Linked DNA regions of Homo sapiens: region 1 is linked to region 2. The links are chromatin loops, found by intact Hi-C in ENCODE. Cell type or tissue: GM12878. All regions are shown on one strand. Links, peaks and the distances in the headings refer to the core of each region. The heading gives the core; the rest is flanking DNA.

Region 1 (5,377 bases), core at 200-5,199, 86 kb after region 2:
ATAAGTTCATTCATTGGTTCCCAGACTCGGCAGGTTTTACCAGATCCCTCACGACTGGTCCCAGCTTCTCTCCCAGCACATTACTTGAAGGTACACAAATAGTCCACTGTGCTTTGTTTCCTCTGTTTCTTCCAATTCTCTCTTCTGCTTGACCAGCTTGTACTTGAAGATCTAGGTTTTGGGAGATTCCCGGGATTGCTGCCAGGCACTGCCTGCCCCCATCTGAGTAAGGGGTGTAAACCCCAAGAGTATCTGAGACAAGTGTCAGTTAATCTAGGATTGTATATTGCCAAGGTTAAGAACATGCCCAGGACACAGCCTTGGGAGGTCCTGACCACATGTGCCCAAGGTAGTGGGCCTACAACTTGGTTTTATACATTTTAGGGAGACATAAGCCATCAATCAATACATGTAACATGTACATTGTTTTGGTCTGGAAAGTTGGGACAACCGGAAGGGGGAGCTTCCAGGTCACAGTCAGATTCAAAGACTTCCTGACTGGCAGTTGATTGAGTTATTATCTAAAGACCTGGAATCAAGAGAAAGGAATGTCTGGGTGATGGTAAGGGGTTGTAGAGATTAAGGTTTTGTCATGCCGATGAAGCCTCCAGGTAACAGGCTTCAGAGAGAATAGGTCATAAATGTTTCTACTCAGACTTAAAGAGGCTGTTCTATCAGTCATTCCTAAAGGAAGGAGGGTATCAAGAGGCTGTTCTATCAGTAATTCCTAAAGGAAGGAGGGTATCAAGACGCACGTCTGGCTCCCCCTTCCCCTCATGACCTGAACTAGTTTTATAGGTTAACTTTGGAATGCCTTGGCTGAGGGGCCATGCATTCAGATGGTTGGGGGCCTTAGAATTTTCTTTTTGGTTTACAGGGACTTGCACTCACAGTGGCCTGGCTGTCTGTCTGTCTGTCTAACCTGGCATTATGCACACACTTTGAGTTATCTTATTCCTGCTCTGTGTTCTCATTGCATGAGATCCTTGGGTGCAGGAACTACGTCTCCTCCTTGTTCTCCAGAGTACAAATTTTTCTTTCAATAACTGTGCACTGAGCTCCAATTTTGTTCCAATGGCTGTGCTAAGCTCTGTAGATGAAGTCGAAAAAAATAAAGAAGTAAAGACATCATTGCTGCCTGTGTTAGTTTTCTAGGGTACCAAAGCACCACAGATAGGGCAGCTGAAATCACAGTAATTGATAGTTTCACAGTTCTGAAGGCTGGAGGTCCCAGATGGAGGGATTGGCAGGGTTGGTTCCTTCTGACAGCTGCGCCTTCCTCCCAGCTGGTGGTTTGCTGGTGATCTCTAGGGTTCTTGGCTTGTAGAAGCCTCACCTTAGTCTCTGTCTTCATCCTCACATGGCCTTCTCCCTGAGTGTCTTTCTTCACATTTACCCCTTTTAGAAGGACACCAGGTTTTTGGATTAGAGGCCACTCTAATGACCTAATTGTAGCTTGATTTGCTCTGTAATGACTCTATGTCCAAAGAAGTTCACACCCTGGGGGACAAGACTTTAAGATATGAGTTTTTAGGGGACACATTGTCCTGAGGCTTGTGGTGTAGCCGGATGGGGGCCGTGGTGCACCAGGACGCACAGGTGCACACTGCATGTGCTCACCTGGGCAGCGCAACTTGCCTGTGCCTGGTAAGCAGGCAAGGCTTCCTGTGAACCGTGAGGGACTTCTGACACCAGAGGGACAAGTCAGAATTACCCAAGTGGTGGGAAGGAAGGGGTGGGGAAGGATGTTTGGAGCTGAAGAAAAGGCATGGGGGAAAGTCCTGAGGCAAGAGAGAGTGTGGTTCCTTTCAGAAACCTCAAGAACATAACTATGGACACAGCACAGAGCAAGAATGGGGACTGGCAGGGCTGAAGCTGCAAGGAAAGGAAGGCCCTGGTTTCAAAGGGAGCACCTTTGTGTCATAATGAGGAAAACTGGACTTTGTCCCGCGGGCAGGGGAGAACTACTGAAGGGTTTTAAGCAGTGGAAGAACATGATTCGTGGCAGCCTTCCAGAAGCTCATGGGCTCCTGGGAAAAACAGGCCTGGGAAGAAATCAGTAATGCTGGGCAGTGAGGCCGACTAGAAACATTCCCTGGGCCCAGTGAGCACAGACGCCAGGGCAATGCCTGTCCCTGGGAGGGCTCGGCCAACGCTGGGAAGTTTGGTTCAGGCCCTTCTGCCTACAGCAGAGAGGCCCAGCACGCTGCTCCTGGGGGTCTTTGCTGGAGGAAGCTGGGAGGCCAGTGCACACCTGGGCTGCGTGCATTTTTGATGTCTTTTAGCTTAAACATGGAGTTCATGTTCTCACTGCTTGTTGCCGCTGTTGCTGCTGTTGTTATTGTTGAGGGAATATGGGGCTGGACTGAGCAACGCCACATGCTGGAATGACCCTAAAAGCCTGCCACCAGTCTCTCTGGAACATCCCTAATATCCCTAGTGTGGGACTCGGGGAAGGGCATTTGCTCCCCAACACCAGGTTAGAAAGTTATCACATGAATAGAAATGGTGGCAGGGGGTTATAAGGAAGGGAAAGGGTGACACTGGCAAAGATCGACAGGAAGCTGGGGTGGGTTTCATGCCTGAGGGGCCTATGCACATCCCTACGGCCCCTAGGAAGGTCACAGCCCCTGAATGAGGAGCAGGACAGTGTAACCAGGGAGGCAGAGGTGTGCCCAGGACGTAACAATTCACTGCATGACCCTGAGAGTGAGTGCCTCCTTGTGGCTAGGGACGACACACTTCCTTTCCAGCACCCAGGGTGGCTGCAGGGCAGCTGAGGAAGGGACTGGGGCAGGCTGCGGGCCCACGTGCGGCCGTGGCCACCATTCACAGCCATTTCCTCTCCTATTGTTTCCTGGAAGCATCATATCCGCCCTGAGGTCGGTGGGGCAGGGATTGTTGACTCTGCTGCAGGTGAGAAAACAGAGCCGGGTGCTGCCGCTGCCCAAGGGGACCAGTGGTGACAGAGCTGGCCTGACTGGGCTGACCTCTCCTTGACCTCTACCTCTCTTCCCAGGGCTCAGGGCTAAGAAGATGCAGTGCCTCCTCTTTTTCCAATCCCTGGAAACAGGATTGGTTAACCTGGCAAGTTACTGTCAGTTGTACCTTAAAAAACCAAAATGGGGAGAATAGATAGGCGCAGGTGTGGCTGCACCAAAGGAATGCTTAGAAACCACGGGCCTCCTGTGCACACAGCAGCGTGGGTGGATCTGAACATTTCAGTGCTGAGTGAAAAGGGTAAGAAACAGCAAGAGACGCGTGGCAGAACACTCCTTAGGAAAATTAAAAATACACACATAAAGTCACTGTATTTTTAAAGAATTGGCACAAATAAAAATACATAAACACATTCCAATGGTTACCCATGAGGAGGTGAGGAGAGTAAAAGTCCATAAAAAACAAACCATGGGAAGGGCCTTGCCCAGCCCTATAGTGACTGTGTGCCATCGAGAGAGGGCTACACGTCCGTCCTCCACCTCTGCGGCCAGAGGTACCAAAACTCCAAACAAATGAACAGACAAAAACCAAGACAACACCCTGAAAACACAGCAGCAGATCATGTGGATCGTGTGCCTTAGGCATTGTTGACAGTAAGTGGCAAGGCAAAGCAGGCACCCCTGATGCTTTACTTTTGTTTGTTCACTTCACAGAGTGAAGCTCCTGATGCTGCCTTAATGAAGATTTATAACATCCATCCATCCATCCATCCATCCATCCATCCATCCATCCATCTATCCATCCATCCATCCATCCATCCATCCATCCATCCATCCATCTATGCATCCATCCATCCATCCATCCATCCATCCATCCATCCATCCATCTAACAAAAACACATATCAAGTGTTCCTAAATGTAAGACACTCCCCTTAGTGCTGGAAGGGAGGAAGAGATAAAGACATCATCTCCTTTCTAGAGAAGTTTTTAATCCACGTAAGGGTGAGGCATTAGGGACTTTGTACAGTTGGATTTTAGAGCTTGCCTATACATACAGCTTGCAAAAATAGCGCTAAAAATGCCACTTTGATCTATTTCTTTTAGTCACAATGAGGGAGGAGTAAGAGAGAAATAGTACAGCTGACCTAAGATCAACACGGGTTTGAGCTGCATGGGTCCACTTACACGAGGATTTTCTCTGCCTCTGCACCCCTGAGACAGCGAGACCAACCCCCTCTTCCTCCTCTTCAGCCTCCTCAACATGAAGACCACGAAGATGAAGACCTTTACGATGATCCATTTCTACTTAATGAATATAAATACATTTTCTCTTCCTTATGCTTTTCTTAATACTGTTTTCTTCTCTCTAGCTTACTTTATTAGGAGGATACGGCATATAATAGTCACACACTGCATAAGGACATTTCAGTGAGTGACACACCACACATACGACAGTGGTCCCATATGATTTTTTTTTTTTTTTTGAGACAGAGTCTTGCTCTGTCACCCAGGCTGGAGTGCAGTAACACGATCTCGGCTCACTGCAACCTCTGCCTCCTGGGTTCAAGTGATTCTCCCACCTCAGCCTCCTGAGTAGCTGGGATTATAGGCATATGACACCATGCCTGGCTAATTTTGTTTTTTTTTTTTTTTTTTTTTGAGACGGAGTCTCACTCTGTCGCCCAGACTGGAGTGCAGTGGCATGATCTCGGCTCACTGCAAGCTCCGCCTCCCGGGTTCACACCATCCTCCTGCCTCAGCCTCCCGAGTAGCTGGGACTACAGGCGCCCGCCACCACGCCCGGCTAATTTTTTGTATTTTTAGTAGAGACGGGGTTTCACCGTGTTAGCCAGGATGGTCTCGATCTCCTGACCTTGTGATCCGCCTGCCTCAGCCTCCTTAATTTTTGTATTTTTAGTAGAGACGGAGTTTCACCATGTTGCCCAGGCTGGTCTCAAATTCCTGACTTCAAGTGATCCAACTGCCTCGGCCTCCCAAAGTGCTGGGATTACAGGCGTGAGGCACCGTGCCCGGCCCCATAAGATTTTAATGGAGCTTAAAAATTCTTATAGCCTAGTGATGTTGGAGCTTTTGTAATGTCATAGTGCAACACGTTATTCACGTGTTTGCGGTGATGTTGGTGTAAACAAAGCCTCTGAGCTGCCAGTCATCTAAAAGTATAGCACATACAATTGTGTACAGTATATGATACTTGATAATGACAGTGGACAATGATGTACCGGTTTATGTACATAATATTATTTTAGAGTGTACTCCTTGTACTTATATTTTTAAAAGTTTGCTGTAAACCAGCCTCAGGCAGGCCCATCAGGAGGTATCTAGAAGAAGGATGCTATCATAGGAGATGACAACTCCAAGGGTATTACTGCCCTGAAGACCTTCCAGTTGGACAAAATATGGAGATGGAAGACAGTCA
Region 2 (5,377 bases), core at 252-5,251:
GCAAGAGCAGGGAGCAGAAATCGGTCAGGTTCAAAGTACTGTCATGTCTGGCCCTGGGGCTGGGGCTGGATGCCGCCTCTGGTCCTGTGGCCTCGGCTGTGACGGGGTTGACTGTGGAATTCTGCTGAGCTGGAAAGGACATGGCCACCGTGCGTGCCATTGGCAGGCATGCTGGAGATAGACCTGGGGAGCCAAGTGCTGGCCGGCTGCTCCCTGGGAGACATCACACCAGAGCTACAGAGCTCAGGCGTGTTCTTCAGCCCCATGGCAGGGGACAGATGGTGATGGGAGCCTGGCGACCTGGCTCTTTTGGGGAAGACTCTTTCTTGAGAAAGTGTGCTAGAATTGTGAGGTCAGCAGACTTTGCATGATGGCTGTCTTTTCTTTGAAGTTGTAGGACAGTCCCATCTGGACAGCAACATTGAGAATCAAGAGATTGTCACCAATCCGCCAGACATTTGCCAAGTTGTAGAGGTGACCACTGAGAGCGACGAGCAGCCGGTCAGCATGAGCGAGCTCTACCCTCTGCAGATCTCCCCCGTGTCTTCCTATGCAGGTAAGCGTCAGCGGGAGGCTCCGGGAGGCGTGGGAACCGGCCGCGCAGTCCTTTGGTCTAGGGTCACCCATCTCACCACCCCACGGAGCATCCCTCCTCTGTCCTAGGAGTTATTCTCCCTGGAGTTTTTCATACTTTAATTATCTTGATCAACATCTTCTTGGACACTTTTGTTCTCAGGTAGAGGACAGGATCACAGCATTTCTTTACTCAGTTGGCCATGACATTTTTTATTTATTTATTTATTTTTTTTTTTTTTGAGACAGAGTCTCGCTCTGTCTCCCAGGCTGGAGTGCAGTGGGATGATCTCGGCTCACTGTAACCTCCGCCTCCCAGGTTCAAGAGATTCTTCTGCCTCAGCCTCCTGAGTAGCTGGGATTACAGGCGCACACCACCATGCCAGCTAATTTTTGTATTTTTAGTAGAGACGGGGATTCACCATGTTGGCCAGGCTGGTCTCGAGCTCCTGACGTCAGGTGATCCGCCCACCTTGGCCTCCCAAAGTGCTGGAATTACAGGTGTGACCCACAGTGCCTGGCCTCCCATAACATTTTTATATATGGTTACAGATAAGATTTCTTTAGGGCAGTAGTTCATCAGAGTCTAATTTATTAGCCCAAGTTATTAGAAATTTGGCAGAGTGTTTTAATGGATTCTCAGTTTGAGCAGGCTGGATAGGACCTTAGAGATGATCTCTTCCTGTTCCTTCATTTCTGAAAGGGAAGGGGCTTGCGCAGGGTCGTACAGTCAGCAAGTGTTTGGGCCAGGACTTGACCTCAGCCTTCAGACCCCAAGCTCATTGCTAGATCCATTCCATCCACCAAGCGTACTTGTCCTTTCCACATATTTTCTCTTTCTTTTTATATCTAGTACAGGTTCTAATTAGGCCAGATGACTGAGCCATTTCCAATTCTCCAGGGACTTGGCTACATAATGACAGGAGTTGGCCCAGGCAGAGTCACAGGGGGAGGAACAGATCCAGTTGGTTCTTCCATTCTTCCAGAGTAAAAGGATGGCTCCTCTCGTTCGCCAACATTACTTCATCTTCTCCTCTCTTCCTGATGATCTCCATTGAATTTTGTGGAAATCAATTGTAATTAGGAAATATAAATTCTGAGTCAGTGTTACTGCTTGCAGATATTAAAAATAAAAAGCAGAGTCCCCATCCTGGGAAACTGCAGTTCAGCTCTAGCAAATAGTTCAGGGATTCTTCCCTGTGCTCTTTACACGCTGCCAAATGGGATGTCCTCCAGTAGGTGCCACCCCCAACACTGGCTCCGACCAGCGTTGGAATTAGAGTTGACTCAAAGGACTGTTGTTTGTGAATTATCAGCCACTAAGTCTAATCTCATTTTCCCTGAATGCCAACTTTCTTTTTTTTTTCACTTTTAAAAATTGTGGTAAAATACATTAACATAAAATTTACCATTTTAGCCATTTTTAGGTACACAGTTTAGTAGCATTCAGTGCATTAATGTTGTCGCAGCCATCACCAGCATCCACCTCCAGAACGTTTTTCATCTTGCGAAACTGAAACTCTGTCTGCATTAAACACTAAGTCCTCTTTTCCCTCCTCCACCCCAGCCCCTGGCAACCTCCTGCCTATTTTCTATCTCAGTGAATTTGGCTATTCTAGGTACCTCCTATGAGTGGAATCATAGTGCTTGTTGTTTTGTGACTGGCTTATTTCACTTAGCATAGGTCCTAGTGTGCATTTATGCTAGGAGCGTAAGTGGAATGTGAGAATAGACCTTGGCCACAGGAAGATTATAATCTGTCAAACAGGATAAGCTTGTCTTCGGTGCTTTATTCAGCAAATGCGTTTTGGACTCTTACACGTGCCAGTCCCTGTTTGGTCCTTGCCAGAGTGCAGTCACAAGAACTACTATGTTTTGCAAATTTATTGTGCCCTGGGAACCATGCTCAGTGCTTGGGTACAGTTGACTGTTGTTGTTGTTGTTTGTTGTTGTTGTTAATAGAAATAGGGTTCTGCCTTGCTGCCCAGGTTGGTCTAGAACTCCTGGGCTCAAGTGATCTGCTCGCCTCAGCCTCCCAAAGTGCTGGGATTACGGGCATGAGCTGCCATGCCTGGTATGATACAGTTGACTTGTTTAATTATAATTAGAGTAACCCTGTCAGCCTGGGTATCGTCATCATCCCGTTTTTAAAAGTGAGGAATCTGGCTGGGTGTGGTGGCTCACGTCTGTAATCCCTGCACTGGAAGGCTGAAGTGGGAGGATCACTTGAGCCCGGAAATTGGAGACCAGCCTGGGCAACATAGTGAGACCACACTTCTACAAAAAATAAAAAAAGTTAACCGGGTGTGGTGGCATGTGCCCGTAGTCCCAGCCACTTGGAAGGCTGAGGCAGGAGCATCCCCTTGAGCCCAGGAGTTCAAGGCTTCATTGAGCCCTGGTTGCACCATTGCACTCCAGCCTGGGTGACAGAGCGAGATCCTGTCTTAAAAAAAAAAAAAAAGAAAAAAAAATATATATATATGGATCTGCGGCTGGCGTGGGTAGAGCAGCGTGTCTGAGGGAGGAACGATTGGGAGCACAGCTAGAACCCATGAGCCGTTGATGCCAAAGGCCGGTCCTTAACGCCCGCCCTGTGTCGCTGCCCTGGACAGCGCACGGGCTCTGCCGTTCAGAACACAGCCACATCCCGTGATCTCATTTGATTTTCACAAGGACCCACCAAAGGAGGCAGAGCAGAATGTTTATGCCTAAATTTTACAGTAGAGCTAACCGAAGCGTGAAACACTCAGCCACTTTGCTTATATTTACATAGTTATGGCTAAAAACCCATGACTTTCTTCTATAGCCTGCTGCTGCAGGCATCGTTACACTCCATGTGGTTTTCTTTCTCTCTTCTTTTTTTAGGGGGTTGGAGCTTTAGAATAGACTTCTATGTTTATCTGTTGAGTAAGACTTTTCTGAGGTCTTCTTGGGGATTCTGGAAAGACCTCTTCTTGCTGTTCTGCCAGCAGTGGCATTTGCTCAAGCAAAAGATTCCGGAGAACAGCAGATCCATGCAGAGAGAAATGAACATTTCATTACTCTCTTCAGGACATTTGCATAGGTTTGAAAGGAAGGATTTCAGTGCCAGGATGGCAGTCAACAGGAGGTTTTGCTGGAGCCTGGCTTTTCAGCCTGGCCTTTGGTTCTTTCCGTTGTTTTCATTGTCTGGATTCTCCAGAACCTCGTGGAGGGAGGCTTACTGGTTGGAGGCAAAATGTTCCATCGCTGCTGATGTTCTAGAGCTCACAGTGGTGTAAAACATTTCCCTGCTACTGACTGTAGCTAATTTTAGTTCCTCCGTCAGAAATTGTATAACATGCTGTCAGGAAAGGCAGCTTTCTGCGTGTATTCACCTTTCTTGCTTTATGTTCTCCAGTAGAGTCGGCCATTTGCCTGTTTTTCATGATGGAGTTCCTTTGTTTGGGCTGTTCATCTGAATTTCAATCTCCTCTGACCACCTTTTTTTTTTTTTTTTTTTTTTTGAGACGGAGTCTCGCTCTGTCGCCCAGGCTGGAGTGCAGTGGTGCGATCTCGGCTCACTGCAAGCTCCACCTCCCGGGTTCACGCCATTCTCCTGCCTCAGCCTCCCGAGTAGCTGGGACTACAGGCACCCACAACCAAGCCCGGCTAATTTTTTTTGTATTTTTAGTAGAGACGGGGTTTCACCGTGTTAGCCAGGATGGTCTCGATCTCCTGACCTCGTGATCCACCCGCTTCGGCCTCCCAAAGTGCTGGGATTCCAGGCGTGAGCCACCGCGCCCGGCATGCTCTGACCACCTTTATTCATCTGTTTGGGAAACTGGTATTTGGAGGCTGCTGTTTGCTAGTTTTTCCCCCTACTGATCGTTGAATCATAATCCCAGTAGTATATTACAAAACCACATTCAGTTTTGCAAGTCTGTCTTCTCCTCTGTGGTCTAAATATTATGATGAGAAAGAGAAGAGATAGTACTTGCGTTGGATGTTTTAAGACAACATAAAATTCTAGTGTGATTTGTGAAACTTTCATACTAGGGAGGGACATTTCAAAGTGCCACTTTGGGAAGCTCTGGCGGAGAGACATGTCATGTTTAAAGGTGCATTACAAAGTGACCCCTTGCCTGATCTGTGGCATCAGAATTTTATTAGGTGGTTGATGGTTTAGTAGAAGAAAACCACAGTAGAATAATGGGGTGGGGGAGGATGGGTAAGAGGGGCTGGAGAGTAGACTCGAGAAGAAAACATCATCTGAAGGACTCACTGGCTATAATGAGAGAGTGGAGATCGCCTGCTGACCAGCAGCCATCAGTAAAGGCTTTGAATCCTTCGGGAAACCACACCAGGCTTGCATTTTGTTGGGCAGAGCAAAGACACAATCGCTTTGAGATTAAGAGGATTCCGATTTGAAAATAATTTACTCCTGGTGAAAGTAATTGAGAATATGATCAATAGAAAGAAATTCAAATCAAACTTGCTGAACAAGAGCCTTCCAGAAAGTGTAGCAGAATGTCAGAGTGCAAAAAGCCTTTCAGGTGAAAATGCATCCTCTCCCTTCCCGCAGTGTTCCTGCTTAGACAATATGTATATCCTCAGCGAGGCGTTAAAAACTGGACTGGATAGAGAGTGAACCTACAACCAGTGTCACCCTAGAACTGGAAGAGCTTTTGAGATCATCTAATCCAAATCCTCCCCTTCCCTCCCACCCTAGATGCTTTCAGGAAAACTGAGACCAGAAAGGTTAAGTGAATTACTCATGTGCCTGTTGGTACTGTACGAACACCTTCAGCTTCTTCATTTGTTTGGAGTTGCTGGAGAAGCAACT

Evidence for each region. A loop is a pair of places that touch in the nucleus more often than their neighbours do. Peaks named below come from ENCODE experiments on the same cell type or tissue, not always from the same donor. Only the 100,000 strongest peaks of a DNase experiment are listed, where the experiment ranks them.
Region 1: a loop joins it to region 2, with 2.1 times the contacts of the local background. A loop is called at or near these places in 7 of 110 quality-filtered maps.

What each region holds. Positions count from the first base shown.
Region 1 is chr4:184,307,817-184,313,193 of GRCh38, reverse strand. All of the region lies in intron 2 of MYL12BP2 (MYL12B pseudogene 2), which reads left to right. Among named protein-coding and RNA genes, the nearest start is that of MYL12BP2, 3.8 kb to the left of the region's middle. RefSeq lists enhancers at 1,291-1,360, 1,391-1,450. In GM12878, for the core only: CTCF peaks have their summits at 444 (motif pointing right) and 2,722 (motif pointing left); no DNase peak of the experiment used is centred there; H3K4me3 peaks cover 2,569 bases; H3K27ac peaks cover 3,112 bases.
Region 2 is chr4:184,394,094-184,399,470 of GRCh38, reverse strand. It overlaps IRF2 (interferon regulatory factor 2), which reads left to right. Exons shown (of 9, transcript NM_002199.4): 7 at 392-556. Among named protein-coding and RNA genes, the nearest start is that of LINC02362, 14 kb to the right of the region's middle. RefSeq lists an enhancer at 3,824-4,033. In GM12878, for the core only: no CTCF peak of the experiment used is centred there; a DNase peak (open chromatin) is centred at 3,310; H3K4me3 peaks cover 1,458 bases; H3K27ac peaks cover 2,854 bases.